2 separate regions of the Homo sapiens genome follow, and region 2 is linked to region 1. The links are chromatin loops, found by intact Hi-C in ENCODE. Cell type or tissue: PC-9. All regions are shown on one strand. Each heading gives the region's core, and the rest is flanking DNA. Links, peaks and the distances in the headings are about the cores only.

Region 1 (15,084 bases), core at 3,890-11,889:
TGGGGTACGATTGATATAGTCATTCAAGTAACGAGTGTGCATGGTACCCAATGTTTAGTTTTTTAACCCTTCCCCGCTTCTTCTCTTCCTTCCCCCTCTTGAATTCCCCAGTGTCTATTGTTCCCATCTTTATGCCCATGTGTACTCAACATTTACCTCCCACTTGTAAGTGAGAACATGCGGTATTTGGTTTTCTGTTCCTGCGTTAATTCACTTAGGATAATGGACTGCAGCTGCATCCATGTTGCTGCAAAGCACGTGATCTCGTTCTTTTTATGACTGTATGGTATTCCATGGTGTATATGTACACATTTTCCGTAGCCAGTTCACCATTGAAGGGCAGCTAGGTTGGTTCCCTGTCTTTGTTATCGTGAATAACGATGATTTATTTTTTGAACATGTGTCCAGGACAGCCTGGCCACACCCCTCCTCTCAGCCCTCAGTCACACTGGTTCTTTCACAGCACGAAGGACTACCTGAAGGAAGCTTGTTAATGTCTCTACATCTGGCTTGTCACCGACCAGAGCATCATCTTCCCATTGCAATGTCCTGCCTTTCTGGCTGCTAGATCTCCAACACCCAGAACACTGTGGCTATCTTAAAAAAATAAATCACTAGATTAAATTTTTACCAAGCAACAACTCTGTTCTGAGCACGAAGCTAGCGTTTGAGAGCATAGCAGGAAAAATAACTGGCCCTTGCCTTTTCCATGCAAGACTGACATTGTGCTGGTAGAGCTTTCATTGATTGGATTATTATGAAAATAAAGGTCAGCCAGCTGTGGAATCTTCCTTCACTCTGCTCTGAGCCTGGCCATGCAAACCAGCAACATGAGCTCCCACTGCCTGGGGATCCGAAGCAGGACTCCCTTCTGTCCTGTGAGGGACGCTGGTGTCCTTGGGGTCAGGGCTCCCTCCTGTCCTGTGAGGGACACTGGCGTCCTCAGGGTCAGGGTGCTCTACCCCGGCAGCCCTTGGAGACCCACCTCATTCTTCCTCAGGAGCCTGCCCTGAACCTGAGGCCTATGCTTGGTTCTCAGCATAGGATTCAAATCCCTGTAGTTTCACTGCAGAGCAGGAACTCTGCCAGTCAGAGATGATTTCCCAGCAGGAGCAAGGGCCGGGCTGTGGAGGGCAGGGAAGGTCCTCCCTGGGGCCTGAGTCCAGGTGAGCGGCAGACCGGTGTGCTCCTGGGAGGACCCTGCCATGGAGGGAGCAGGGTCTTAGTGAGCGCGGTGCGGAGTTCCAGGAACGGTGTTTTCAGGTAGCATGGGGGCTGCTGGTGACCGGTTCCTTCGAGGTCATATTCCTCACACATATCAGTCTCCCTTCCTATATGTTCCTGCCCTCCTGGGCGTCAGAGTTTCCCGTTGCAGCCTCTGCCCTGACCCTTGCCCTTGGACCGTTTCCCTCCGCTTTCCTCCCTGATATCCCAGATCTACTCTATTTTTCCTCTTATTTCAACCTTGAAAATGTTGTCTGTCAGTTTCCTAAGTCGTGTTTCCACTCGCTGGTGTACGGAGTGTCAGGTTCTACCCCGTGCAGCCGGGTGGGCCCCTCCTGCTCCTTCCTGCTCCTGGAGGTTTCATCCCCCACCTCCCCCCACAGTGGCTTTTAGCTGCCTGGAGCGGGGTGAAGCGGCTGGAATCCCCAGCCGCCCGCCGGCCCCTGGGGCGAGTGCGGAACGACCCTCTCTCCACGCGGAGCCCTGAGCGGGAGGAGGCAGGGGCCCGGGCAGCGGGAACTGGGAACAAGCCGCCCGGCAGGAAATTTCGCGTGGCTGGAATTTAGGAAGAAGCTCGCGGGAGCTCAAAACCTCCTGCTAAACGGACAACTGTTAAGGCGCGCATCCGGTTCTGTTTCCCACCTGCAGGCTCGGCGTTCCTCAGTCTGGCAGGCGGGGAGGCGGGTACGCGCTCGGAGAAGTGGTGGAAGGCTGGGGTTGCGGGGTGCAGAGAGTGCTGAGCCACGAAGACTTGGGGCAGCGAGGCCGCCGAGCGATGGCAGAGCCTGGGGAGGCGTCCAGGCTGCGGGGGAGCGGGGACTTGGGAGCAGGGACCCTGGGAGACGCTGAGCGCAGGGCCAGGGCCGCGTCCAGAGGTCTCGGGTAGGCCTTGACTAAAGAGGGGGCTGGGAAGAGAGACGTGGAGAGGTCAAAGGGCCCTGGTGAGTCTGGGTGAGGAGCAGGGGATCTAGTCCCCCCAGAACTGAGTCCAACGTTTTGGGGGGTAGGGACAAGGAAACAGTGAGGGGGTGGGGGCCATGGGCCACCGTTCAAGGGACAAACCCCGTTCAGAGGAAATAAGGCACGGAAGTGAGGTGACAAGGGACATGGGCGTGACAGGGCCATGAGATAAGGGGTGTCGAGGTCGGGCCAGGAAAAGATCAACTAAACAGCTGGGGGAAGTGGGGGCCGGGGGAAGCAAGACATGGAGGCATGAGGGAGAAAAAGGGAGGAGGGGAAGCTCAGCAAATCAGTCACTGCCGGGCGCCTCTAGGAGCCTGATTTTGTGGCACCTTAGTCATGTTTTCAGAGAAGAGGTTCATAGTCTAGAGGATCCCATGGCCACATGGCCAACGCAGGGAGGAAGTGGGGTGAAGAGCTGGGGTGCCCATCTGTGGCCCCACTTCCTTGTGAGGTTCTCACAGGCCCTGTGGGCACACAGCCCAGCCCTGCCCTGAACTCGGGGCCTGCCTGGATCTTGTCTCTTCCCTCCTGTGCTTTCTGTCTCAGCTGAGCTGTTCTTACCTGCACCTTAGCACCTCAGGCTGAGTGGGAGGGAGAATCTTAAACTGGCCCTCAAGATTCTGCCCCCTGGGGAACAGCCCTGTATATAGAATCCACTTTGCCAGGGTGGCCTGGACCTCTGAATACTTTGGGATCTCACTCCCCAAGTTACATGACTTTACGTTGCAGTTAGTGGGGTTTGAAGATGTAATTACAACCCCTAATCAGTCTACTGTAAGGTCATCAAAAAGGAGATTTTCCTGGAGAGGCCTGGCCTAATCAGGTGAGCCCTTTCAAAGAAGGGCTGGAGGCTGGGTGTGGTGGCTCACGCCTGTAATCTTAGCACTTTGAGAGGCCAAGGCAGGAGGTTCACTTGTGCCCAGGATCACTTGACCCCATCTCTACAAAAAATACAAAAATTAGACGGGAGTGGTGGTTGCACGCCTATAGTCCCAGCTACATGGGAGGCTGACGTGGGAGAATCACCTGAGCTCAGGGAGGTTGAGGCTGCAGTGAGCTGTGATTGCACCACTGCACTCCAGCCCGGGCAACAGAGCAAGACCCTGTCTCAAAAAAAATAAAAGAAAAGAAAAAAGAAAAAAAAAGTGGGCTGGAGGTCAGAAGCAGAGGGGGTCAGCGTGATGCAAGGCAGACAGTCTCCTGCAGGCCCTGAAGAGGCCTCCTCCTGTGCTGTGCCGCTGTGCCGCGGTGCCGCTGTGCGGAGGGCCTCCAGGAAGGTTTCTGAAGCTGCTGCTTGTGTGGCAATTGGTTACATAGCAGCAGAAAACAAATGCAGCCATCTGTTCCTCCCTCTCTTACCCCAGCCCTGGATCTAACCAGTTCCTGATATTCTCTAACCAATGACCACCCTGCACGTTCCTGGACAGCCCTGGTGTGAACCTTCACTCACCCTGGGTGGCTGAAGATGGTTTGGGATAATAATGATAATAGTGGCTCCTGATATCTGTTGGGCACTAACTACTGTGCAAAGTGTTTTACGCCCATGAAGCCATCCCATTTTCACAACAGCTGCATAAGGAGGCATAGCTAGAAGAGGATCTAGCAGCCTTCCAGTTCAACTTCATTTAGACGTCAGGATCCCAGGCCCAGAGGCGCAGCTCATAGTTTCCAAGCCCCACACGGCGCTGTTTCCAACTGTTAGGACAATCCTGAACACCTAGAAGGCGCTCCTATGTGCTATGGGTGTAGCAAAAACATCCTTCATTCACAGACTCTCCCCAGGCTGAGCCTGCAGACCCCCTCTTGTGATAGAGTCGGAACTCAGTTTTTAAAGAGCTTAGTGTGTAGATACTATTGACGATCACTGGGAGCTGAAGTGTTCTGGAACTCCAGGCATAGTAACATGTTTTAGGTTCATTGATTTGAAGTATTATGAAAGGAAAACAAATGTTACACCTCAAAAGGAGTTTAGATTCTCTGTAGTGATAACTACAGTATAGTCACTTATGACTATTTTCTAAATTTTAAGCTAAATATTCAGTGTGATAAGATACTCATTTTTGTACATGTTACATCCACTTAACTATTGAAGCTGGTCATTTATTACCTCACATGCAGTGTTAAGATAATGAGTAAATTGTTCATAAATTTTCACTACTATTATTGGGAAGCATCATGGCATGTAATAAATCATCTTTTTTTATACATAGAATGAAATCAAGGCTAGGGAAGGTACATACTACTCCATTCGTGCTGTGTGGCTAAGCATGGATCTCATCGATTGTGTATAATGGCAAGATGAGTACTAAAAATATTTGTGGGACCAATACTTGAATGTTCATAGGCAAGATGTCAAAAATATCCCATCATTCTACAAATTAAAATAATTTTAGTATAATGTTGAGACAGCACATTTATAAACATGTGCCAAATAGAACGTAGCCACCTAGCACAGTGACTGGATTGGATGTAGTGCGTCTCTGGATTCCTCCTATGTGTTTACTGGAGATGTTTGGGAAGTCACCCAGTCCTTTCCTTGTTCATATTCTTTATCCGTGTATTGGAATTTCATAGTAACTGCTTAGCTGATGTGTTTAATGTAAGTTACAGAATTGTCTGTTAAACATGCTGTGCTCATTACCTATTATAGGATATTGATTTTTTTCTGTATCTTTGCCCTTCTTTAAAACATTCTAGTGCTTTTACTGTTTAGAACATGCATGAGAAGACATAGCAGGAGGAGAGCAAACATGACACCAACTTTTTTCATTTCTTAGCCCTTTTGATCTATGTTACAGCTGAAGATACAGATGAAAATTAAGGCTGAGCTATCTGATATCCTGGTATCTGTTGGGCACTTTTAATCTGTTGGGAATTTTAATCGTTAGATATTTTACTTCTGATTATGTGAACATATACAATTTAATGATTAAAATATTATAAATTTCATGCTTAATAATAAATGTCTTTCATATATGGCTCCATCAACTCTTTAAACTTTGCATATTTATACTGTGAAAAAAATGAATTAACTAAGCCTCCGGCTTTCTAAAATGGAAGCAGGAGAGGCACTCACATCCGCTAAAGGTCAAGCCACAGAATGTTCCAGTAGACTTGGATAAACAACTGAAGCCAGTGTCCACCAGCCTTCAGCATCTTTCAGCTGGGAGTAGCCTCGTTAACTGACGAATCAGAACGAGTTTGCAACTTAGGATTCCTGCCCAACAAATCAACTGCCTTTAAAAATAACTTTTTGTGGAAATCCTCGATTCAAAAATGTTTCCTGTGCTTGCCTTACAGGACACTCTTCAGGGCTGCCCTGACTCACTGTACCTGAGTTGCAATTCTTTGTTTCCCAGACAAATGCTATTTCCTTTGACCTCCATGCCCATCTTTTTTAGTGAACAGCACAGTATCTTAACTGTTATTGGTATCTATTATTAACACTGTTGGATCTTTCATTGCTTCATAGAATTATCTTTATCTTGGGCAAGAAAGTGAAAATTATCCATAGTTTCTTTAAAATAGTAATATTTTAAGCCACTCAAAATAAGAAAAAGTCAAAGTTCACAATAAAAAGATCCTGATATACCTGAATAAGATTTGAAAAGTGAAGAACAATTCCTTCCACCTGAAAAGGGTGTTGACCCAGAATCCACCTCTGACGACCCTCTAGAGCTGGCAAGTCAGCATCATTCCCAGTGCACCTGTGACTGATGACACATCTCACCCAGCTGCCATAGGGATGTCAAAGACACGGGATACAGTGCTGGAAAGGGAAAAAGCATCAGTGCAAAAGTAGATTTCAGGATTTGGAGCACGGAGGCAAGTGCCCTCTCCTGGCATCCCCGCATGGGGCCATGGTGAGGAGGCTCTGCAGTCTTCCAGGACGACTGGACCATGGATAGGAAATACCCAAGACATGGATTCTCTGGGGACATGGGCGATTCCAAAAGCACCGAGGAGTGTGCCCCTAGAGAAGCAGTCCATTGGGTCCATAGTAAAATCTCATAGCATAACCAACAGTGGAGACCAGAGACTAAAAATCTGTAACATCCTTGGAGTCCATGGACCTCGAAGCCAAACACAACAGCCCCACGAGCATCTGCCATCCAGGCATGGAGAGCTAGGGGTGAGCTTCTTAGAGTAAAGGAGGCTTCTTCCCTGTTCAGATGTGTGAACGGTTGGGTTTACAGATAATGGAGGTGTCTGTGTATGTTGTCATGAAAATATAAGGCAAGTGGCACCAAATGTGATTTAGCGGTCCCAGAAATTCAGTGCTGCGTGCTTTCTACATGACATTAATTTTAATTATATGTACACAGGAGAAAATTTAAAATTGAAATGTCTTATCATTGCTAGAAAAACAGAAGTTTTTTCCCTACGAGTTAGAAATCTTGATCTCTGCGTTTTTCTATGGATCGATTCTCAAAGTTTGTGCAAATACAGTCGGTGTTTCTCTCTAAGTGTCTTTGGTTATGAACTAAGGATGTAACCAACTCCTGCTTATTAGGTAAAGGGATGAGGCAAGAGAGATCCAGCAACAGGGTATGGTTATTTTTCAGTCTTTGGCAACATTTTTCTTCGTGATGTCAAAAGTAGTGAACTCCCTGACTAGGGTTTCAGACATGGGCTGTTCTAATCCACCAAACACCAAACGGCTGGGGAAGAAGAGATTTGGACATGGATAACCAGTGTCACCTACAACATGGAATGGAGGGTCGTCAAAATGGTCTGAGTCACTTTAATATGTGGCTGGAGAGATGCGAGAACAACAGAAAGAGCCCTCAGGAGGCATCCCCACCCAAGGTCAGTGAAGCTCAGTGCAGCTGCAGGGTGTGGGGTCATAGGGTGACCAGGTGACCGGGCTGATGGGGAGGAAAAATGCTCTGTTAAGGGTGTTGTCTCTGTCACCTCTTCAAGAAGCAGCACAGTCTCAGGCACATGTTCCCTCCTGCTCCCCGCCACACACACACACAGACCCACTGCAGCTCTTCCAAGATTCTTCCCTCCATTCTGGGACCTCCCCTTCCTCCTGAGCCCCTGTGGCCTCTATCTTACTCCCTTTCCCCAGTTCTTTGTACCTCCCTCCTCTCCCTCACTCATGTCCCCTCCCATGCAAAGCCCCTACTGGTTCCCCCTTCCCCACTTCACCTCCACTCACACTCCATCTTCACCCTCCATTCCAGTCCTTCCCTTCCTCTCCTCACTCTGACTCCCCTGATAAACTCACTTCCCATCCCCTCTGTCCATGTCCCTGCCTCAGTTTACCTCCCTTCCCCTCTCCTCACCTCCCTTGGATGCACCTGACCTCTCCCGCCTCCCTCCCCTTCATTCATGCCCTTCCCTTCTTCGCTCTCCAGTTCCATCTCCTCCAACATGCTCCCCTCCCCCTTTCCTTCAGCCTCTGTTGACCTCTCCACCCTCCCGCAGTCCCCTGCCCTCTCCTGCTAAGGCCATCCCTCCCAGCCATCCCCGCCCTCCCTACGTCATCTCAGTTGGCTCCATGTCCCTCAGCTCCCATCCCCTCCTTCTTCCCTGCCCTGAGAGCCATCCGGGTTTCCTTTCCAGTCTCCCTCTGCTCCTGTGCTTTCTTCCCCTTCCCTCACTTCCCCTGCTCTGTCTTCTCCTCAGTTCCCCGCCCTCCCTCTCTGCACCTGCCCAGTTTCCCCCATCTCCCCTCCATGCTCCCTTCCTCCCCAGCTCCTGAGTTGGACCACCTCAGCTCAGCGCCCTACTTCCTGTGCCTGCCCCTGCCTGCTGCCCACCATCCCTGCACACAGCTCACTCCTCCCTCTGGCCCTCCTGCTGAGCAGGCGGCTCCCCCACTGCCCTGGGCCTGCCCACCTTCCCCAGCCCCCGCAGTCAAGGCTCTCCAACTCCACACCACCGGGGTGAGGGCAGAGAGGCACCCTCTCCAGGGCTGCGCTTCCTCCAGCAGGTACCAGCTCCTCCCCCTCAACTAAGCTCCATGGCCCATCCCTGCCCTGGGGGCGACACCACAGGGACCTTCCGCTCACCTTGCCAGGCTTTTCAGAGGCCTCGGAGCTGTGGTCAGGCAGGCGAATGGGGAGCAAGCCAGGGGTTACAGATCCAGAGCCTAGGGCAGTCCAGGCAGGGGGGGCTGTGGTCCCCTGTGACCACTTCTGTGACCTTGCCACTTGAATCCTCCAGGGCCTGTGTCCTCACCTCCAACGTGAAGATCAGGCTGGGCCATTATTGCAGAGCTGTGCTGAGTGTTGAAGAAGGTGCGTGTCACGCGTTATTATAGGTAGCTGGTGTTTCCTGAGCGTTTGGAAACGACGCTTTGTAAAATACTGTGAACTAACCGCAGAGCTGGGCACAGCATGCTTCATGATCTCATTTTATACTGACGTGTTTAGTCATCGTGCTGTCAAGTATTCTCCAGCCACATCATTTGTTAGTAGTTTGACCTGCATAGGAGGGCACTGTCACCCTCCCTCCTGCTGTGCTGATTTCAGCTGGAGCCGCCAGGCCAGGCCGCCTCACGCGCCCCCTGCTGACTAACCCGGGAACTGCCCGCAGCCTGCTCTGAGCTTTCTGATGTGGGCGGGACCGGGCCGGGCAGGGCCAGGCGCCTGCGGGGAGGGGCGGGGCCCGGCGACTGAGGGGAGGGGCGGGGCCAGGCGCCTGCGGGAGGAGACCTGGTCCAGGATCAAGGAGTCGCTCAGTGCAGGACCGGCCCAGAGTTCACATCCCTGGCTTGATCTACAGGTAAATTTTTTTTGTATACTTTAAGTTCTAGGGTACAGGTGCACAACGTGCAGGTTTGTTACATAGGTATACATGTGCCATGTTGGCTTGCTGCACCCATAAACTCGTCATTTACATTAGGTATTTCTCCTAATGCTTTCCCTCCCCCACTCCCCCACCTCCCCTACTGGCCCTGGTGTGTGATGTTCCCCGCCCTGTGTCCAAGTGTTCTCATTGTTCAGTTCCCACTTATGAGTGAGAACATGCGGTGTTTGGTTTTCTGTCCTTGTGATAGTTTGCTGAGAAAGATGGTTTCCAGTTTAATCCATGTCCCTGCAATGGACATGAATTCATCTTTTTTATGGCTGCATAGTATTCCGTGGTGTATATATGCCACATTTTCTTAATCTACTCTGTTATTGATGGACATTTGGGTTGGTTCCAAGTCTTTGCTATTGTGAATAGTGCCGCAATAAACATATGGACCTACACGTAAACTAACTGGTGTGTGTCAGACATAGATACAGGCCAAGAAGAAAAGTCAAAGTAGGCAGGGGCAGCTCCAGGACAGTGATGACCTGGGTCGCTTCATTCTGTGCCTGGGGAAGAACCAAAGCCACTTGGAGATTAACGCCATGACAAAAACGAGGGACGACGTGTGTGCAGTTGTGGGTTTCATGTTTACTTTCCACGACTCTAGAGGACTTGCCCACCTGTTCATACATAAACCAGTGCCCAGGGCCCCGCTGCCCCGTGAGGGCTCCATCTCCCCCATCACCCCACCCCCTGCTTAGCTCCTGGCCCACCCCAACCATCCCTTAGTTGATGAGTTGGTGAAGCTGCCCCCTTTTTCCTCCCTATACCCTCTCTTCTCTACCCCAGGTCCTGCTGGGCCTCAGTCTTTGGTCTCTCTGCCCCACCTGCCCCAGCACCCCCCGGTCTCTTGGGTCCTCACCTGCATGCTCCCGAGCTCACCTCCAAGTTGATCTGCATTTCACAAGGCTGGCCCCCTGCAGCCCGCCCCCTCACCTGAGGCACCAGGACCATCCACTTCCTCCACTCTCCTCACACCCCCAAAGTGACTCAGGGCTCCCCTGAACAGCTGGGCTGGAGTCCTCCCACCAGCTCCCTCGGTTATACCTGCTCCCGTTCCCTCAGACCCAGCCCCCCAGGTCTCCAGACCCATTCATGGACGTGGCCTCCTAGGCCTCTCAACACTCACCTCCCAGCAACCCCTCAGCCCTGCCCTCCCCAGGCACCAACTTGGGACTCCCACAGCGGCAGAGACACCTATTCCCACTTGGGCTCATGTCACCACAGCTCCCTGGGGATGCTGAGCCTATGAGCCCAATCTTGCTCCATCCCTCCAGTTCCTTTCTCCAATCCAAGTTCTCTCAGACCTGCAGTGTCACCCCTGGAAGCCATCTGGACACCCAAGGCACTGCCTAATGGAGATGGCCATACTCTTCCCTGTAGGGATGGACAAGGGACACCTGCAGTGTGCAGGTCACAATCTGAACCTTTGGAATGGTGTGGCAGGCCGTGCCCTGCCAGGGCCCCCACCAGGGCCCCTGAATGGCTGCTCCCCATCAGTCACAAGGAAGACCCTTGATGATCATCCCCACTGCCTCTGAGATGGGCCCGGAAAGGCATGAGCTTCTCAAGCACCTGGGTCACCATCTGGGGAATGGCAGTCATGATCAAGTCAATCCCTTGTGCCCCAGAGACACTGTAACTCCCCAGTAGCATCCCAGAGGGACTGAGGCCACCCTGGGCAACAGAGCAAGGTTCCATCTCTACAAAAAATAAAAATGTAGCCGGGAGTGGTGGCGCACACCTGTAGTCACAGCTACTCATGAGGCTGAGGCGGGTGGATTACTTGAGGCCAGGAGTTCAAGGCTGCAGTGAGCTGTCATTTCGCTACTTCAGCCTGGGTGACAAATAGGAAGGGGAGGGGGAGGGGAAGAGAGGGAGAGGGGAGGGAAGGGAGAGAGAGAAGGAGAAGAGGGGAGGGGAGGGAGGGAGAAGGAGAGGAGGGGAGGGAGAAGAGGAGGAAGAAGAAGAAAGAAGGAAGAATCCCGGAGGGGAAAGAGCCACCAAGGGTATCCCCACACTCTGTGCAAGCGTCTCTCTGCCTGAAACATACATGTGTGAAACTCACTGTTGGCACAATCAAGATGGAAAATTAGACCTGAGAGCAGCTTCTGTGGTCTTTGAGAGGGACCCAGGTGATGAACAGAAGCAGGGAGGCTCCATGGAAGGGAGAAACCCAAGTAGATGGCCTTCTCTGTGGCTTCCAGCCTGGGGCAAAGGGTGGTCAGTCTCAAGATACCCAGTAGGGGAAGGGCTCATGTGGGAAAAGGGAAATGGAAAATCCTGCCGCCTGCACAGAATGGGGAAATCACCCGAGACTCCAAAGTGTCATTACTGTGATGTCTGTAGCATAACATCCACATCGCTGTAACATCCACAGGGGCCTCCTTAACACCATCAGGCTCTGGAATCGGAGAGCAGAAGAAGCTTCACAGCTGGAGCTGAAGTGGGTCTGAGTACAGACTAATCTCTATTGTGAGGCTTACTATTATCCCTCCTTTAGGGACATGGTCATTTTAAAATATTTTATTTTGAAATAATTATAGAACTTATAGAAAACTGCAACGGCAGCATAATGGGTGCCTGCTCCCTTCCCCCAGCTCCCCCAGGGCTTCTAGTTTTGCCATGTGTCCCCACCACCATGATGGACTCGGCCTCACTGACCAGCCCCAGTGGACGGCACCAAGGGCAGGCAGGATCACACACTCTTTGCTCGAAACACTCAGGGATCCTTCCTGCCCCACACACCCTCTCCATGCACCCACATTCTCTGCCCAAGGGTGGCCTGGCCCCCTATCCCCTGCATGTGGCTCCTTCCACTCAGGCTGTGGATCGATCTCATGTATTGCAAATGTGGTTTAAACTTTGAGAACAGCAATTCTGGTTTGTAGGAAAAAGTGAGGATCTAGGCCTTTGCAGTCATGCACATGTTCATATTTTAAATACAGGCCAATGAGCCGCTGCCTAGTGTGCCTACCAGAGACACACCTGTTGTTAAACTACAGCTGGATTTACTGTTCCATTCTGCAAGAATATGCCATGGCGCTGTGGAGGGTGCAGTGAGAGGCTTGGAAGAGCCTTGCCGCAGGCTGTGTGTGTGTGCCAGCTGGCCAGGGGTGGACTAACGGGAGAGGGGGCTGGCTCTGAGTTGAGCACTGTCAGGAAGCAGGAGGAGGTAGGTATACACTGGAAGCTTCATAAACCTCATCCCCCGGGAGGCCTGACAAGGGCAGGACAGGCTGTCACCAAGGCCAAAGCAGCAGTCACCATGTGGGCTGGGAGGGGACACGGCTGGCACTCCTGGCCTGAGAGATGCTCCCATCTGTCTGTATTCAGACAGGATGCTGGAGTGGCTTGTCTTTGTCTTGATCAGGACCATCTGGGGTCTTGCCTGCTGCTGCTGTCCTGAGGGATGGTTTGTGTTCTCCACGAGAGCCCCACAACCTCACTGAGGGTGCCAACCCAGCTCCTGGGACACAGCCACCCTCCTCCTTCTCAAGCTTTAATGAGAAACGGGCAGGAGGTGGCCGGAGACCATAGCCCATCTTCCGGGGTGCTAGGGGTGTCTGCTCGCAGTTCTGGTCTAGGGCAAAAAGAGAAAGGAAGGGAAAATCTCTCAGAAAATAACGGAACCACAGTGGGGCTGCCGGCGAGATGAGCAAACTGGGCTGGTGACATCCAGGGCGTTAGCAAAGAAAAAAGCACCAGTGTACAGGCAGCCAGGGAGCCCAACCGCTCTCTTAGGGCCGCCCCCTCCCAGTCCCTCCCGAAGCCACCCTTGCCCCGCCCTACCCCAAGAGCACACCCCGCGCCCCTCCCCCAGTCCTCTCCCCGCTCGGCTGCCCCCTCCCGCGGCCGCATCCCTAGTCAGTCCCTGAGACCGTCCAGAGGTCAGCCCCTGGGATCAGGCTTGCGGTGTTGGGCCGCCCTCCTTGCCAGATGCCGCCCCGGAGAGGGCAAGGGCGCAGAAAGGGCTGAGCGTCCCAGGTCCCTACGTGGCCGCATGTGAGCGCATTCCAGGAATAAGGAAACGAGAGGAGTAGGCATTTCTACCGTCTAAGGCACTTTGCATGAAATCCCGTGGCACTGGAAAAGTAGTTGAAACGAAAACAAAGTAACGCTGGCTTTTACGATGCAGATAAACGGATAAGCGGCGTAGGAAGCAAGTAGGAGGGCTCCGTGCACACCAGGCGCAGCGGAGCGGGGATTTGCCTGCGCGTCCGAGCGCACAGGGCGGTCGCCGAGTCCCAGGGAAGCCCCCTGGCCTCGCGCTGCAAACTCAGGCAGCCTCTGCTCCTGCCTTATGGCTCTGAGGGCACGTGCTCCTCCGGGGAGGCACAGCTTCCTCCTATTTCCCACTTCCTCATCCGGCCCTTAATTCACTAAAGACGAACAGGGAACGATGTTCATTACCAAAGTGGGTGCTCCCCCTAGCGTAGCACAGAACGCGGCGCTGTTCTCACTATTGAATTGGAATGATAATATTTTTAGCATCAAAAATTAATTCTAGAAATCTATTACAGTTCATTTTCCAGAGAATAAGGGTAGCAAAAATAGTATAGGTTTGTTTCTTAATTTCCTTATGACACACATCACTGGTTCATGTGATAACGTGTGGATTCTCACCTGGAAGACACACGAGGAATAAAATCACCATATTTTAAACTCTATCTCAAGTCTCTCAACATTTCAGGCTGTGTTCATTCACACACTGCAGAATGATGAATATTCAGAGGAAACTTTTGCAGAACAATTAAAATTGCAAAATCGGAGCCGGGCGCAGTGGCTCACGCCTGTATTCGCAGCAGCACTTTGGGAGACTGCGGTAGGAGTATCGCTTGAGCCTGGGAGTTCAAGACCAGCCTGGGCAATATAGTGAGCCATCATCTCTAAAAAGATAAAAATAAAAATAAAAAATTGCAAAATTACCTAAAATGAAATGCATACATTGAAATGCACACAATTATTATAAAAATTAAAGTTAATATTAATAACATATGACATGAGCCACAAGATTTACATTAAAATAGTCTAGTTGACAATAACTTGAATATTTAAATAAAGTCCTCTTTATCTCTAAGTAATATATTTACAGTCTGCCATTATATGAATCACTTAAAATTCAGATGAGGATATTAATCAATATTGACAATTTCTTCACGAATATCAAGTGAATAATAATGATTTTACTTTTTGGTTTCATTTTATTGTTGACATAAGATCTTGTTCTGTTGCCCAGGCTGGAGTGCAGCGGCAGGATCATGGCTCACTACAGCCTCTGCCTCCTGGGCTTAAGCAGTCCTCCTTCAGCCTCCTGTGTAACTGGGACCACAGACACGCACCACCAGGCCCGGGTAATTTTTTATTTTTTATTGTTTGGTAGACACAGAGTCTCATTATGTTGCCCAAGCTAGTCGTGAACTTCTGGGCTCAAGCGATCCTCTCGCCTCAGCCTCCCAAAATGCTGGGATTACAGGCATGAGTCACCATGCCCAGCATAAAGATTTTATTATGTGGAAATAAAAGGACATTAAAATATAACTTGAAATAACCCATTTCCTTGCAAATGTTTTATTTTTCCACCACTTAATCAAACAGTGCCAACACTAGACACTGTCACATTATTTGTTGAACAAACAGTATCTCAAATAACTTCATATAAATATTACTGGGAAACTTAGCATTTTATTAAAATGTTGTTTAAATTTCATATTTTATCAAAGTCTAACATATTAGTAATAATATATTCTTTTTATTCAAATTTAAAGTTCTATTTGACAATAGCAATTTATAATTTTATATTAATAAAAAGTCATTCATACAGTTTAATAATTATTTTATAACAGCATTACTGAAACCAGCACAGATGGTATAATGTTCATGATATTTTAATTTATAGGTTTAACATACACATACATAATTCAACATTAATGGCTTCCTTAATTACTCTACCATTAATATTGTAATTTTATATTATCATTTAGGGTTGCCCTTCTATTTTAATATTAGATGTTTCAGCATCCATCAGTTCTATCTAGCTCTTCTCACTGGTTCTTCTTTGAATTCCAGACATGGCCACAATCTTCTCTT
Region 2 (15,084 bases), core at 2,951-10,950, 56 kb after region 1:
GATGGATGAGGAGATGGGTGGAACAGTGATTGAATCAACAGGTGGGTGGTCAGGCAGATGGGTGGATAAATCGGGTTGACAGATGGGTGGGTGGACGATAGGGGTGACCAGATAGATGGACTGGCTAGGTGGGTGGAAGGATGGGTGGATGGATGGTTGAGCAGATGAATGGGTGGGGGAATGGGTGAGGAACGGATGGCATGGGCGAGGGGATGGATGGAGGGGTGGAGGCATGGGTGGGTGGATGGAAGGCTGAGCAGATAAATGGGTGGGGGAATGGGTGATGAAAGGATGGCATGGTGGGTGGAGGGGTGAAGGATGTACAGATGAGAGTCTGGTGGAAGGAATGCCTAGATGCACAAGAGCATGTCAATGACTTCACTCTTACCTCTTGAGTTCTATCTTCTATGTAATGGTGCTGAGTGGGCACGGTACTGTCTTCAAGGCTGAATTAGTAGTGGCTGCCATTTCCCAGGCACCAACTGGAAAGGATCCAGTCACTAGAACATCCTAAAGTTAAAAGAGTAAAGCCAAGTTACTGCAGGCGGTGCTGCTCTTCTCAGAGGGGCTCACAAGTAAGACATAACCACATGAAACCACATTTCTGCTCACTTCCCCAGGGCCCCACAGGAGGTGGAAGGGCCTCTGGCCTGCACCTTTGATGCCCCACACCTTCACAGCATAGCAACCATCCAGAACCAGAGAAGAGCAGAACAAGATGGGGTGTCAGAGAAAAATGACCGCTGACAATTATTGAGTGCCTATTGCATGCCAGACACTATAGTAGGCATTTTACATACATCATCTCACATAATCCTCACAATTACACAAGGTTGGAACTATTGTTGTTACTATTCCAGAGAAGTAGTTAATGTGGTAATTCTCCCACTGTCACAAAGGAATTCAGGCCCTCAGCCTGTACTCCCAGCCACCACCTGCAGAGCCTTCCCAACGCCAACCTTGGAGCCAGTTGTGAATAGCTGGGTGGGTGGATGAATGAATGGGTGGATGGATGGATGGATGGATGGATGGATGATGGATGGGTGGGTGGATAAATGAATGCAGGGATGAATGGGTAGGTGGATGGATAAATGGATGAGTGGGTAGATGGATGAATGAATACATGGGTGGGTGGATGGATGGATGGGTGAATGAGTGGTTGGGTGTGAGGGTGGATGGCTGTATGGAGGAAGGATGGATGAGTGGATGAATGGGTGAATGGATGAGTGGATGAATGGATAATAGGATGGATGGATGGATGGATGGATGGATGAATGGATGGATGGATGGATGGTTGGATAGATGGATGGATAAGTGTGAAAGTAGATGATTGGATGGATGGATGAACAGAAGGGTAGATGGGTGGGTGACTGAGTGGATGGGTAGATGAATGAATGGAGGGATAGGTGGGTGAATGGGTGGATGGATGGATGGATGGGTGGATGGATGGATGGGTAATGGGTGGGTGGATGGATGGATAGACGAATGGGATGGATGGATGGGCAGATGATTGGGTGGATGGATGGGTGAGTGAATGAGTGGATGGGTGAGTGAAGAAGTGAATGGATAGAGGGATGGCTGGGTGGATGGGTGGGTATATGGTTGAGTGGGTGGATGAACAGATTAATGGATGAATGGGTGATGGGTGCATGGATGGATGGATGGATGGAATGTTGGGTGATGGATGGGTGGAGTGAATGAGTGGATGAGTGGATGGGTGGATAGATGGACAGGTGGATGAGTGTATGGGTGGGTAGAGAAATGAATGGATAGAGGGATGGAAGGGTGGATGGATGGATAGATGGGTGAATGGATGGGTGGGTGGATGGGTGGGTAGATGGATAGATGGATGGGTGGATGGGTGTGAGGGTGGGTGATGAGTGGGTAGATGGATGGATAGGGTGTTTGGGCGAGTAGGATAGATGACTAGATGGATGAGCAGGTGGGCACATGGCTAACTACGTGGATGGGCACACATCAGTAATTTGCCAGAGATTTGCCTTGGGTACACATACATCCTACATGGTCCCTGCAATCCCAAAGATGCAATTTCCCCACCTGTCAAAGGGATCCCCCTGCCTTCCTATCCAGTGTGCCGTGAGAATCAGAGAAGAGGTTGGTGGGAAGGGGCTCTGAGGATCTCCACGGTGAGCCACCTGACATGCTTCTCACCTCCGCACCTCCCAGCCAGGGAGTTCATGGGGCCTGCCCTTTCCAAGGTTACAGCCAAGGCTGGTTTGTCACACTGGTTTTTCTGGCTGGAATTAAGGCAAATGTTGGTAAGTCACCCCCACCTCATTAGCCTCCTGGGACAGGTGACAGTGGTTTAGAGGCACACAGACCTAGATTCAAATCCCAGCTCTGCCCCTCATAAGCTGTGTGACCTTGAGTGAGTCACTTCCCCTCTCTCAGCTTGTTCTGAAATGGGATGGCCTGCCTGGTCTCTAGTGGCCCTTCAGTCCCTCTTCACCCTCCAAGTCCCCCAATCCCCAGCCCCTTCTTCCCCATCCCTCATCATTCTGGGAGCAGAAGCCACAGGCCTACACTTTGCCTCTCTCAGCCATTCCATCCTCAAAACTGATGGGGACACAGAGGTTCAGAGATGGATGGGTGGATGGATGGACAGGTGGATGAGCTGCAGAGGTTCAGAGAGGTTCTGTCACAAGCCAACATCACACAGCTGGGGACCTCCACGGCAGGGACTTGGGTCCACCCCCTTCCCCGAGTGGGCCAACACTGTGCAAGCCCTGCATGCTTGGCAGCTGGCTGCAGTCATCCCGATGCTCACAGCCCTGCCTTGGAGGAGGGACAATTCTCCCCTCTGGACAGATAGGAAAACTGAGGCTGAGAGAAGCTAAGTCACCTGCCCAGTCACCTGGAGCTGGAACTCTGAGCAGCGAAGGTCGGATATTGCCACAGGGCCATGGGAAGCCAAGCAGGGGTGGGGGCCAGAAGTGTGGGCAGCAGCCCCTATCCACGTCCTGCTGGTCACCTGGCTTGCAGCAGGCTCTCCCAACCTCGTCCCTCACTCCCTACTACCTGGAAGGGGCATTCCCCAGACCACAAATCCAGCTGGATTTGTTCTTATCTAGGAGGAAGGCAAAATTAGCTCTATTCTACACAGGGGTACTGAGACGTAGAGCAGAGAAGAGACTTTCCTGAAGTCACAGTGCAGGGCAGGACCCTGCAAACAGGAGCCAGCCTTCCACATGCCCTGGCCAGAGCTCCCGCCACCTGCAGGGGCCACAGCAGCCGCCATGTGAGCTCACCCCGCCAAGTCCCACAAATGCTTCCCGGGGTTATGGTCACAATCCTGGATGGGGAGGTGGGCTGCAGGGGCAGTGCTTCCCCATGACCACGACTGAGGGCCAACAGGCCGGGCTGGCCCACAGCGTCCCGCAGGGGAGGGCAGGGCCTGGGCTGAGGCTGGGGCTGAAATCCCCCACGGAACAGGGCAAGGCACTTCCCCTTCCTGAGGCTCAGCTTCCTCTGAAAAACGAGGCTGGTGTCGCCTGCCAGGCCTCTCAGAGGGTGTGCCATGAAATTGAAGGTGGTGACGAAGCTGCAGTCCGGGCACTGGGCCTCGCCCCAGCGGGTCTCTGGGAGGTGGCAGCTGTCACCCTCCCTGGAGAGGCCTGGCAGCCCCCCAGCTCACTGGGGCCTGAAACTCCCCATCTGCAAAATGAGGAGACCCCACACACCTCGGGAGACTGTCACAAGGGTAAGCCAAGCCCTGGCTTCAGTATCTGTCCCACAGAGACGATGCAGCAGTGTGGGTCCTGCAGGCGTTCACTGTGACCGGCGTTCCTGACACCACGTGGGCACTGAAAGCAGAAACAGGCTTCCCAACAGGACGGAAAGCTGGCTGTGCCCAAGCCTCCCTGTGGCCTGCTGGATGTCCTCAGAAGCCCCCCTGGCCCGCAAGGAGCCACAAAACGCACAAGGGCAGGATCTGCCTCGCTGTTCCATGCTCGGGATGCGCCCGGCCCACAGAGGATGCTCAGAAAGTGGAAGCTGCAGGAACCTTGAGTGACACTGACCCCTCACATTCCGTGGCGTAAAGATGGGGGCTGGACATATGGACCCCAGAAAGAGGCTGCACCAAGCGGCCAGAAAAGGCAAACGTCCACCCTTAAGCCCTGAGGTGAGGCCAGGTCAGAAGGTTCTGGCCCCACAGAGTGGACGACAGTCACACCAAACACCAGGGAATGTTTCTGACGGTATTTCTATCTTGAGAACATCCTTCTTCACAGAGGGTGGGGGCAGGAGGGAGAGAGGGTGTCCTTGGCCCCAGGCCCCTGGGAGAAGCAGAGAACAGAGGCCCTACAGTAGTGCCCTCTGCTGGGGTGGCCATCGCAGACACTGCCCCATCCCTGGGCTCCGTTAAGTCCTAGGAACAGGGGAGACCTGGAGGGTCTTGGGGCCCTTCTAGGACTCCTGGCTCTGCCCCAACTTGCTGTGTGACCTGGAGCAGGGCTCTGTCCCTCTCTGGGTCTCCCTCTTCAAGTCCTCACTGGGCACCGAGGACTTGAAGAGGAAGCATTGGGCGCCTGCCTTCATGGGGCACCCTGCCTCACAGGGCAGACGGTGAGAAGTCAGCAGTCACAACTCGCTGGGCCCTCGGGAGCCCAGGCGAGGTGTCTAACCCAGTGGCAGGAGGGGTGCTTCCTAGAGGAGTATCTGCCAGTGGGGAGGCAGCAGCGAGCAGCAGGGGAGAGAACCCCGCCTGAGACCAACCATAGCACAGTGACACAGCTAGGAGCACCAGAGTCCTGCAGTCTTGGTGCAGATTCCAGCTTCACTCTCCAGGCACTAGGCCTTGGGCAAGACCCACCCTGACTGTGTGCAAACCAGGGGGCTGGCCCAGCTACTCCACAGAAGCCCTGCCAGCCCTCCATTCCAGGATCTAAACTATTCGGGGTTTGTGGGGAAGGTGTGAAGAGATGGGCACAGCCTTGCCACCATCATATCAGGGAAGCTCAGCGTGTGCAGGCACAGAGGCCGAGGCATCACCCCAGGAGGCCTCGGATGTCATATTAATGAGCCTAGACTTGATCCCAAAGGCAATGGGGAGCCCAAGGGCCATAAGAGAGCTTGAAACTATAAGAGTTCTGGGGCAACAAGGCATGAATTCAAATCCTGTCTCCATCCCTTCCTGTGTGGCCTTGGGCAAGCCACATAACCTCTCTGAACCGCAGTTTTCTCACCTATAAAATGGAACTAATCATAGCACCTATCTCATGTGGTTGCAATGGGGTTTCCATGAGTGAATACATGGAGACTGGCCAGCTGGGAACTCCCTGTCCTCCCACCCTCTCCCTTCATCACAGCTATGAGCCTCTGCCTCACCCTGCAGAGAGTCACAGGCCCCTTTAGGGCCTCAGCTGGACCCCACTCCAAGCAAGAAGGAATGATGGGCAGGAACCCCAGCGGGAGGCACAGGTCAGCAAAGGCACCCTGGCTTCTGATTTTCATACAGCTGTAAATTTTCCAGCTTCAACTTAATTTGAGTCTCAGACATGTCCTGAGCAGCCAGCATGTGCACAGGAGAGCAAGGACACAAGGTAAGGACACAAGAAGCATCCTGGGACCAGAAAGACCACCAAAGGAAAGGCTGGGAAATTTGCCAACATAAAAATATGTATGATGTTGTCAAAACCAATCGTAAGTAAAATAAAAGAAAAATAATGTGTTTGTTTAAATCGGACCCATGTGCTTAATATATAAAGAGTTCTTATGAATCAATAAGAAAAAAGGACACAGTAGGAATGAGCAGAGAGCTAGGGTTGGGCTTCCAATGTCTCTGGAATGTCCCACACCTCAGAGCCTCAGCCAGAGCTCGCCCCTCACCATGAAATGCCTTTCTCTGCCTCTCAGAATGCAATGCATCCTCCAAGCTCAAAGGATGCCTCCTCCATGAAGTCTTCCATGATTTCCCCAAGTCCCTTGCTCCTCCGTGAGTACTCCTAGCATGTTTCTTGAGCCCCTAGGACCCAGTACTTGGCTTCTGCTCACTGCATCACAGAAGTCCCAGGTGGGGTGGCCCAAGCTTCTTTGAGAGGAGGAAATGAGGCACAGAGAGGAGCCATGCCCAAGGTCACCAGTCTGAGCCAGAGCTGGGCCTAGCACCCAGGTGTCCTGCCTCAGTCCCTCTGTAATCCAGCCACCAACCCCTCAGTGAGCCCTCCAGGCCTGCCTTGCTCCCAGCAAGGAAGTCCCCAGCTTGAGGGGTGCATTTATTTCTTCACAAAGGGCCAGCCAGGATTAGGGCCTCAGCCCCCCATAACCTGTCTGCTCTCTGTAGGGGAGCACGTTACAGTTGCTTTCTTAGCTTCCTTCTTTTATTTTGTAAATCTGGCCTTATTTCAGGTACAGAAGATTCCCTGGGAGGGCCTGACAGACTCTCAGGGCTCTGGGGTTCACCCTACCATGGGCAGGAGGCTGACCTCAGAGATGTAGAGTCCAGGAAAATAGGGTAGGCCTTCCAGAAAGCCTATCGCTCTGCCCCAGGCCCCATTTACAGTTCAGATCTGTGAGCGCGCCACGGCCTGGCACTGCTGCCAGAATCACACTCAGCATTGACTCACACGCTCAGCGGCGTCTGCCCAGCCTCTACTATGTGCTGACATCATGCCTGGGGGCCCACATGCTGCTGGGGCAAGACAGACCAAAAAAAAACAGGCTGAGGAAAAAAAAAGAACTTGAGTAAATCCAGAGACGGGTGGAGACTATTCCAGAGGTCAGGGAAGACTGCCTGAGTAGGTGACATCTGGAGAGCTAGTGAGAAGAGAATGAGGGAAGAGGGTACTCCTTCAAGTGGGAACTGTAGCCACAAAGGCCTTGAGGCTGAGGCCAGGGGAGGGCAGCGGGGCTGAAGTGAGTGTGCCAGGGAGGTGGGGGAAAGGGAGGCAGGGACAGCAGATGGATGGCGAGACAGAAGCACACAGCTCAGAAAGGGAGGGGACTTGGCCGAGGACGCGCAGCACGCTGGGCAGATGGGAGCACCTCTTCGTCGATGGCGCTCAGAGGAAGCTGCATGCCAGACACTACCCAAGGCCCTCTCTTCCCCATTCTCCCTCAAACTCCTATGCATCCTTCAACACCCCTTTCCAAGCCCCACCCCTTGTGCTTCCCTCTGTCCTGGACCAGACCATGCTGGGTGCAGCCGGTCTTTCTGAGTCCACCAGGCCAAGGGTCTCCTGAGGGTAGAACCTGGGTCTGACTGCGTTGAGGGGCCTCAGCACAGAACCAGGTCCCTGGGGGAAGTTAAGGGATTGGGAACTAGGATTCTGTCCCTGTGCCCCAAGAGTGCTCTAGAGTCCTTAAAGTCTGAATCACAAGACGGCAGGCAGCACTGCAGCCCACCCAAGGCCACTCCAGCTTCAGCTCACCATGGGACCACCCCTTCCCTGTCCCCTCTGGGCCTCAGTTTCCCCATTTGTCAAATGAGAGGCCCCATAGCTTGGGAACAGGGCGTCTCCACCTTCCTCCCTTATGAACTGCTCACAGCAGGGTGGCCCCTGCAGGAAGAAAGCATGGCTGTCACTCTCTGACCCCTGCTGAGCTCTGAGCTCGGCCCACAGGGCAGGAAATGTCAGCTTTCTGCCAGGCCAGCAGGAGGGTTCCAGCCGAGCCTGGGGGTGATGGGAAATCCTCTCTGCTCTATGGCCTTGCTTGGGGACTCACAATGCCTGGCCTGGGCATTTCACACACAACAGCCAGGTGTGAGGGCCTGGGGATGCAGCCAACCCCGACCACTTCTCCCCTACCATGGCTGGGAAACTAAAGCTCAGGTCACAGTCGGGATGCCCTTCCTTGGTCCCCAGACCCCCAGGAGGGCTGCCCAAGGACCCTGGGGGCAAGGCAAGGGGGCCGGGCAAAGCAGGGGCAGGCTTTGCAGTCCCCGAGACAGTGGAGCAGGTTCCCGGAGGTCCTGCCGCAGAGCCCAAGGACAGAAGCCAGGGCTTTGTGAACTTGATGGGGGAAAAATCATCAACTTCCCCGCCTTCAACCTCTCTGTGAAATGTATGCTGGACACACCGAGCCTGGGCTCACCCCAGGCCCTATAGCAATGCAGACCGCTGGAGCTGCACAGCTCTCCTCCCTGCTCCCATGGAGTCAGTAGGACGGCTGCCACCGGGTCTTGCTAGTTAGGGCGCTCATAAGCAACAGCATGCTAATTACTAGATCACACATTTTAAAAGAATGTTTTGATAAGTACTGCAACACTTATTTCTGGTTTCCTCTGTGGCCCTATATGGGTTCTCTCTTGCACTCAAAAGTGTTATTCTGAGAAGGAGGATGTCAAAGGCATCCCTAGCACACGAACAGCTCAGCACGCTGGATCAGAGGGAGAAGGGCTGAGCACCTGCCAGCTCAGGGCCAGGGCCTTGTCGGGAAAGGACAGGGCAGCCTGGCCCCTCGCCCACCCATCCAGCCACTTGTTCATTCCCCGTTCATTCCATAAACAAGTCTTTCCTGAGCACCAAACCCGTTTGAGGCTCTGTGCGGGGTGTAGCATGAAAAGGGTGGTCAGCCCTGTGCCCGGCTCCTCACAGATCGGGGGAGACAGACATTCCAGGAGAAACCGGAGAAACACAGGAGATTCCGGCTACAGGAGGGACTGTGTGACCACCCGGGAGGAGGGAGTCGAGGCCAGCTGAGGGTCAACAGGGCTGGAAACAAGAGCAGAGTCCCCAGCCCAGGACACAAGGCAGGGTGTGAGGAGACAGGAGGGAGGGGCAGGGAAATGAGCTCTGAAGGGGACAGGGTGGGGCAGGCCGCTCAGAGGCCAGGAGCTTGCTCCCCACCCCCAGGTGGCCTTTGCATGTGCAGCCCACCCAGGTGGGGTGGGGAGCCCTTCAGGCCACAGGGAAGGGTCTGGAAGCACTGGCTGCACTTTTTCCTGCACTCCCTCTAGTACTAGGTAGCAGGTGGCTCTGCATGGCCTGATTTCACAGTGAGGAGACTCAGGCACCCCACAGCTAGACGGTAGCGAGCGGGGCCCCACAGAGGCTGTTCTGACCCCATACCGCTTTGCACGGACCTCTTACTGCCACACACGCTTTCCAACCCCAGTAAACTGGGACTGCGCAACTGCTGTGCGTCAGGAACACTCGTCACTGTGACACATGCCACTTCCATTCACACCAGTTTCTTTTGATAGAGGCAAGAAACTGGGGCTCGGATAGGATGAGTGCTGTGCCTAGGGACACGCAGCCAGTCCATGGCAAAGCTGGGATAGAAATTCAGGACTTCCAGGGCTGTGGAAATAGAGACCTAGGATTTGACCACGCACGTTGGCCCTGGTGTCTCTAGGAGACACCACAGTCACTCCAAGTCTGGCTTGGACCACCTCCTCCAGGAAGCCTTCCCTGACTATGTGGCTCTTGCCTGCCTCTCTCCCATTCCTTTGGTGGCAGCTAATTGGTGCTGTGAGGAGGCAGGGGCTATGGGACCCAGGAGTGGTGGGGTAGGGCCCTGGTGTCTGGCCCCTGTTTGGCCCCTGCTGTGCTGTACTGACCTGGAGCTATGGTCTTTCTCTGAGCTGGGATCTAGCAGGACATTTGTCCCAGAGCAGAGGTGTGACCAGCAATGTCTGCTCAGAAAGCAGGTGGGTGGCCACTGAGATGGCCAGGAAATGCTTTCTCATGCCTGGAGCAGGAAGAAAGGACCTATTTTGTGCATCTCTTGACAACCCCAGGAGACACGCTGGGGACTATCCTTGCCCCAAGACGAAGAAATAAGCTCAGAGAGGGAATCCAGAGCCCAAAGGCCACATGATCGGCCAGCATCTGGGGGCCAGGCATCCTGGGAAGGGCGCATGCACACAGTCGCTGGGGTGCAAGGCCAGAAGCAGGCATGGGGGACGGCAGCTTCGCTCCATGGGGTCTGAAGATGAATGCAGCCGCTTCCACCTCCAGCCTCCTGCCAGCATCTGCAGGGCTTGGGGTGGGTAGTGCAGCAATGCTGAGGGGGTGCACAAATTCTCACCTCCTAGGGTGGGTCCCAGCTCCTGCCAGGGCTCCACCCCTAAGGCACACATTTATGGATTCATCCTTGCCTCAGTTTCCACATCTGTGGAATGGGCCTAATCATTCTGCCTCCCTGGTCCAGCAGATGTTAGTCTATGCACAGTACCCAGAACAGGTCCAGCATACAGTGCTATGTGCTATGCACACCACACACATGATACATGCTAGCACATGCCTGCTCTCACACCACAGCTCTGTAAACGCATCTTTGCTGGCAACATGTCACATGTGTACACCGATACACGACCTAGGATAAGGGTGTGTTCTATTCTAGTCCTTTCCCCAGAAACAGATCTTGAGTCAAGGATTTGGGAGTAGGGAGTTTACTTTGCAGGTGACAGCGGGAAGCACCAGGAAGGGAGTGGGGACATGAGATGGGGACAGGACGGCAGCCAAAAATGACTGCATAGATGAGCAGGTCACCGCTGAGGATACCTGGGCTCCAGCCTCCTGGGCATAGAACACGCCTCAGAGTTATCCCCAGCAAGGAAGCCCATTGGAGGGATGGCCCAGCATGCTGTGGGCAGTGGGGGCCGTAGAGGTCTGGCCTGGCCTCGGGATGCTGCTGGCCACGGGGGCTGCCAGGCAGGGGAGGACGCATTCATTCCCTCGGCTGCACATGCAGAAGGCTCCAGTGGCCAGAGGAGGCACTGGGCAGGGCCTCGGGTACCAGAGAAGTGTGGGGTATGACCAGGGAGCTCCTGCATGGGCACACATGGGTGTGTGCAGTCCACCTGCGTGTGCCTCCAGCATGCACACAGACTCGGGCCTGCGTTCTTCCTCAAACGATGAATCCATGCCCACATTTGTGTGGGGCTATCGACCTGGGGATCTCTGTGTGTCTGCTCTTGTACACATATGTACACAGGCATGGACACACACACACACACACACACACACACATACACACACGTCCAGGGCTATGTCCCTCACCCAGCCCTGGCAGTGGCTGCAGGGTGGCAGGGATGGTCTGGTCACCTTGGCAACGGGGCAAGAGAAGCTAAGTCTGGGACAGCCTTGGTTCAAAGGCAAAAAACAAAACCAAACCACTGAGCACAAAGAGGCTGAAAGAAGAAAAGGAGAAGGGAGGGGTGAGAGGGGGCAAGTCTCGGCCCCCAGGCTCTGCTCCTGGTCCACTTGCTAATCCCTGCTGTGCGCTGTCAGCCCCAGCTGAGGGCTGCCAGGGGAGCTGGAGGCCGCAGGGCAGAGTATGAGGCCCTGAGTCAGGCCGCACTGGCTGATTCTCCGGCTTGGGGTCCTTTCCCAGAGTCGTGGGGGCAGGCATCCCAGACATCAGGCACTCTGCAAACCAGTGGACTCTGGGCCACACCCTCACAAAGTCATCCTCTCTGGACAATTAACACACTAATTGCACACGCTGCCCGTGGCCAGTGCATTAGCCCAGCTCCCACGATGATTTATTCAGGAGCTCCCATCTCCTTCCCGTCCCCAGGCCAGCTCATCAGCCTCTGCCGGGCGGGAGGACGACCCACAGACGCTTCCCTAGCCTTGCTCGAAAACATCGCGTGCTATTTATATTTCATCAGACAAGAGTGCACGGGGATGAAACCGCCGGTGATCCGCTCCCCACAGGCAGCCGGGCGCTGAAGCCCCACACGGCAGCGATCTCAGGCAAGAGAAGCTGAGGCCTCCTGCGTTCTTTGGGGTGGCCCTTGCTCGAGAGCCTGCAGCAGGAGCTGTGATCGCAGCTACAGGGATGTTACCTTGACTGCCTCACTGCGCCCTGAGAAAGCTCTGCAGGGAAGAGTCTGCTATTATCCCCATTGGACGGATGAGGAAACTAAGCTCCAGAGAAATGAAGTTTCTTACCCAAGGCCAAACAGCCTATAAGAGGCAGAGCTGGGGAACAAGCCCATGCCTTTACTGCCAAGCATCTGCCCTCCCAAATTCAGTCCCCAAGCATCCCTATGAGGATCTCTGTTTCACATATGAGGAAACTGAGGCCCAGAGAGCTAAACACACTTGCCCAGGGTCACACAGCTAGGAATGGAGGCCAGGCAGATGACCTTGATGGACAGTGTGCTCCAATCTGTGCCCTGGGAGACCCCCTTGAACGATGACCCCCGGCCAGAGCCTCCCAAACACCTGCGTGCATCCAGGAAGCCTCCCTGGGAGGCTCTGCACAGTCCGTCCCCACGGCTACCTGAGGCCATAGCCACGGTGGGCCCCAAACCTGATGCCTTAGCCCCACCCCTGGATGCTGGGTGGAGGCCCAGCTTGGCCGGCTCTGGTGACTCCAGGGGTCCAGTGGTTAGGACAGTGACCACTGTGAAGAGCCCTTGAATCACATCCTCTTGTCGTCATCCTCACAGAGGAGGGGCCCCTCACCCCAACCAAGACGGCCCTCCCCATCAACACGGGGCTGATACCCACACCGGGCATCCCATAACCACTGGCTCCTGAGACCGGTGCGAACCAAGCTGGCTAGAACCCCGGCCAGGCACGGGGATGTCTCTCTGAGCCTCGGTGTCCTCATTTGTCAGATGGGCACTGACAGCCCCTTGGAGGACTGGGATGGGCATGCCAGGGCTTGCTGCCTGGCAGGACCTGTGCACAGCAAAGCACCAGGCAAGTAGAAGCTGTGGTGGTCATCAACGTCGTCTGCAAAGTGGGAAGCAGGGCTTTGCGGCGAGCTGGCTCGGTGACTTCCTGGCTGTGTCATCTCAGATTCCCGGCTGCCCTTCTCTGAGCCTCAGTTTCCCTGCCTGTTAGCTGAGGATTTCTCAAGGTTGTAGGAAAAGCAAGGAGTCCAGGTGCATGTAGCACTCAGCTCTAGCCTCAGCAAGTTCTCGAGAGCCCAGCCAGCCCCTCACCCCCATGCCAACCCCAAGGCCAGGGCAGCTGGCACCTTGGAATGACCCCTGGCCCCTGCCTGCGCCCGGGGGCCCAGGGCAGCCACCATAACAAGCCTGGCAGGGACCCAGGTACAGCAGGGCTGTGGCCCAGCCGAGAAGCCCGAGGACATCCTGGGCTGGCTGCAGAGGCTCAGAGCCCAGAGAGGGCAGGCCATGCCTGAGCCACACAGCAGGGCAGGCAGGGCACAGCAGGACATGCTCTGGAAATGGCCCTGCCCACCAAGTAGAGGGGCTCCAGCCACTCCTCTGCCTCAGCTGAACCCCAAATACTCTTCCCCTCTCCCCAGGCCAGTGCACAACCTCTACCTGACCTCTGCCACTCAGTCGTGGTAAGACCTTGGGCAGGTCATTTCACCTCTCTGGCATCAGTTTCCCTATCTGTAACATGGGGGCAATATGATGTGATTGTCATGAGGATTAATGACTTCATAAAGAGCTTAGAGCCATGCTTGGCATAGAGAAATATTATATCACTATCCCTGTTATCATCACGTCCATTATTTCCTTTTTTTCTTTTTTCTTTCTTTTTTTTTTTTTTTTTTTTTTTTTTGAGAAGAAGTCTCGCTCTGGAGTGTAGTGGTGCGATCTCGGCTCACTGCAACGTCCGCATCCCGGGTGCAAGCAACTCTCCTGCCTCAGCCTCCCAGAGGTGGGTTTCACTATGCCCGGCTAATTTTTGTATTTTTAGTAGAGACGAGGTTTTGCCATGTCAGCCAGGTTGCTCTCGAACTCCTGGCCTCGAGTGATCCACCTGCTTTGGCCTCCCAAAATGCTGGGATTACAGGCATGAGTCACTGTGCGCCGTTTTTTTTTTTTTTTTTTTTTCTTTAGGATCTTGCTGTGTCGCCTAGGCTGGAGTGCAGTGGCTTGATCAGAGCTCACTGTAGCCTTGAACTCCTGGGCTCAGGTGATCCTCCCTCCTCAGCCTCCCGGGTAGCTAGGACTACAGGCATGCTCCAGCAAACCCAGCTAATGTTTCATTTTTGTAGAGATGGGTCTCACTATATTGCCCCGGCTGGTCTTGAACTTCCGGCCTCAAGTAATCCTCCTGCCTCAGCCTCCCAAAGTGCTGGGATTACAGGTGTGAGCCACCTTGCCCAGGCATCATCAACACTTCTGTGCTAGGCACTGGGTTAAAGAAGGAAGCAGCCCATGGATCCCATGTGGTCATGGTCTGTGTCCAGGCCTGCCACCCTCAGGGGTCCCTCAGCACTTCCAGGGACCCGTTTGCTGTGGCCCCAGCAGGGCCTGGAAAGAATTTCTGGAACTAAGATGAACAATTTCTAATGGTTTACCCCTGGCAACACTGAACTCCCAGCAGCTCCCACCTCCAACGCCTTACGCCAGGCCGGTCCCCTCCCAGGGTGCCTATGCCAGGGTTTCTCTCTGCCACAGCCCTGACCACACCAGGCAGTCTCTGTCTTCACCTTCCCCACCCTCAGCCTCGAGTTGAGCCTCCAGTCCTAATTCCTCTCCAGAATCAGTGCATCACCCAGCACAGGGCAGGCACAGAGCAGGGGCCCTGTGTCTGTTTCCAGGACAGCAACAGTAATCTATAATGAGAGCTTAGGTTTATTGAGCACTTACTATGTGTCAGACTTAGCCCCTGAGTACCATACAGTCATGCCTCGATTAACGATGGAATACATGCTGAGAAATGTGTCATCAGGCAGTTTCATCACTGAGCAAACATCATAGAGAGACTTACACAAAGCTAGATGGTACAGCCTACTGCACACCCAGGTTGTGTGATGGAGCCTGTTGCTCCTAGGCAGCAAACCTGTACAGCAAGTACTGTACTGAACACTGTAGGCAGCTGAAACACAATGGTAAGCATTTGTGTATCTATACATAGTTAAACATTGAAAAAGTACAGCAAAAATACAGTATAAAAGATAAAAAGTGGTACACCTGTATAGGGCAGCCCCTTGATGATCTTATGGGATCACTCTCATACACACCCTCCATCACTGACTGAAATGTCATTGACACGTGACGAGATCCCCACGAGATAGATATTATAATTTTACAGATGAGTACACTGAGGCCAAGGGAGGTAGCCTTCACTGGAGACTTCAGGTAGACCACAGCCTAGACCAAACCCCTTATTACTCCAACCTGTCCTCCTTTGCCTGGGTCCTATGGGTGGGGCATAAGAGGCCAGCACTAGAGAC

What was found. Peaks named below come from ENCODE experiments on the same cell type or tissue, not always from the same donor. Only the 100,000 strongest peaks of a DNase experiment are listed, where the experiment ranks them.
Region 2: it touches region 1 in a loop (3-fold over the local background); 5 of 110 quality-filtered maps call a loop at or near these places.

The regions. Positions count from the first base shown.
Region 1 is chr17:21,450,824-21,465,907 of GRCh38, reverse strand. LOC124903951 (a long non-coding RNA gene) reads right to left here and starts at 8,713. Exons shown (of 2, transcript XR_007065664.1): 1 at 8,208-8,713; 2 at 6,916-7,055. RefSeq lists enhancers at 608-1,161, 1,162-1,715, 1,716-2,269 and a silencer at 8,794-8,873. In PC-9, for the core only: a CTCF peak has its summit at 8,672 (motif pointing left); a DNase peak (open chromatin) is centred at 8,577; H3K27me3 peaks cover 1,397 bases.
Region 2 is chr17:21,393,945-21,409,028 of GRCh38, reverse strand. It overlaps KCNJ12 (potassium inwardly rectifying channel subfamily J member 12), which reads right to left. Exons shown (of 3, transcript NM_021012.5): 2 at 389-510. Among named protein-coding and RNA genes, the nearest start is that of KCNJ12, 25 kb to the right of the region's middle. RefSeq lists enhancers at 3,383-3,883, 4,291-4,790, 7,399-8,376, 8,377-9,354, 11,103-11,702. In PC-9, for the core only: no CTCF peak of the experiment used is centred there; a DNase peak (open chromatin) is centred at 6,608; H3K27ac peaks cover 1,041 bases.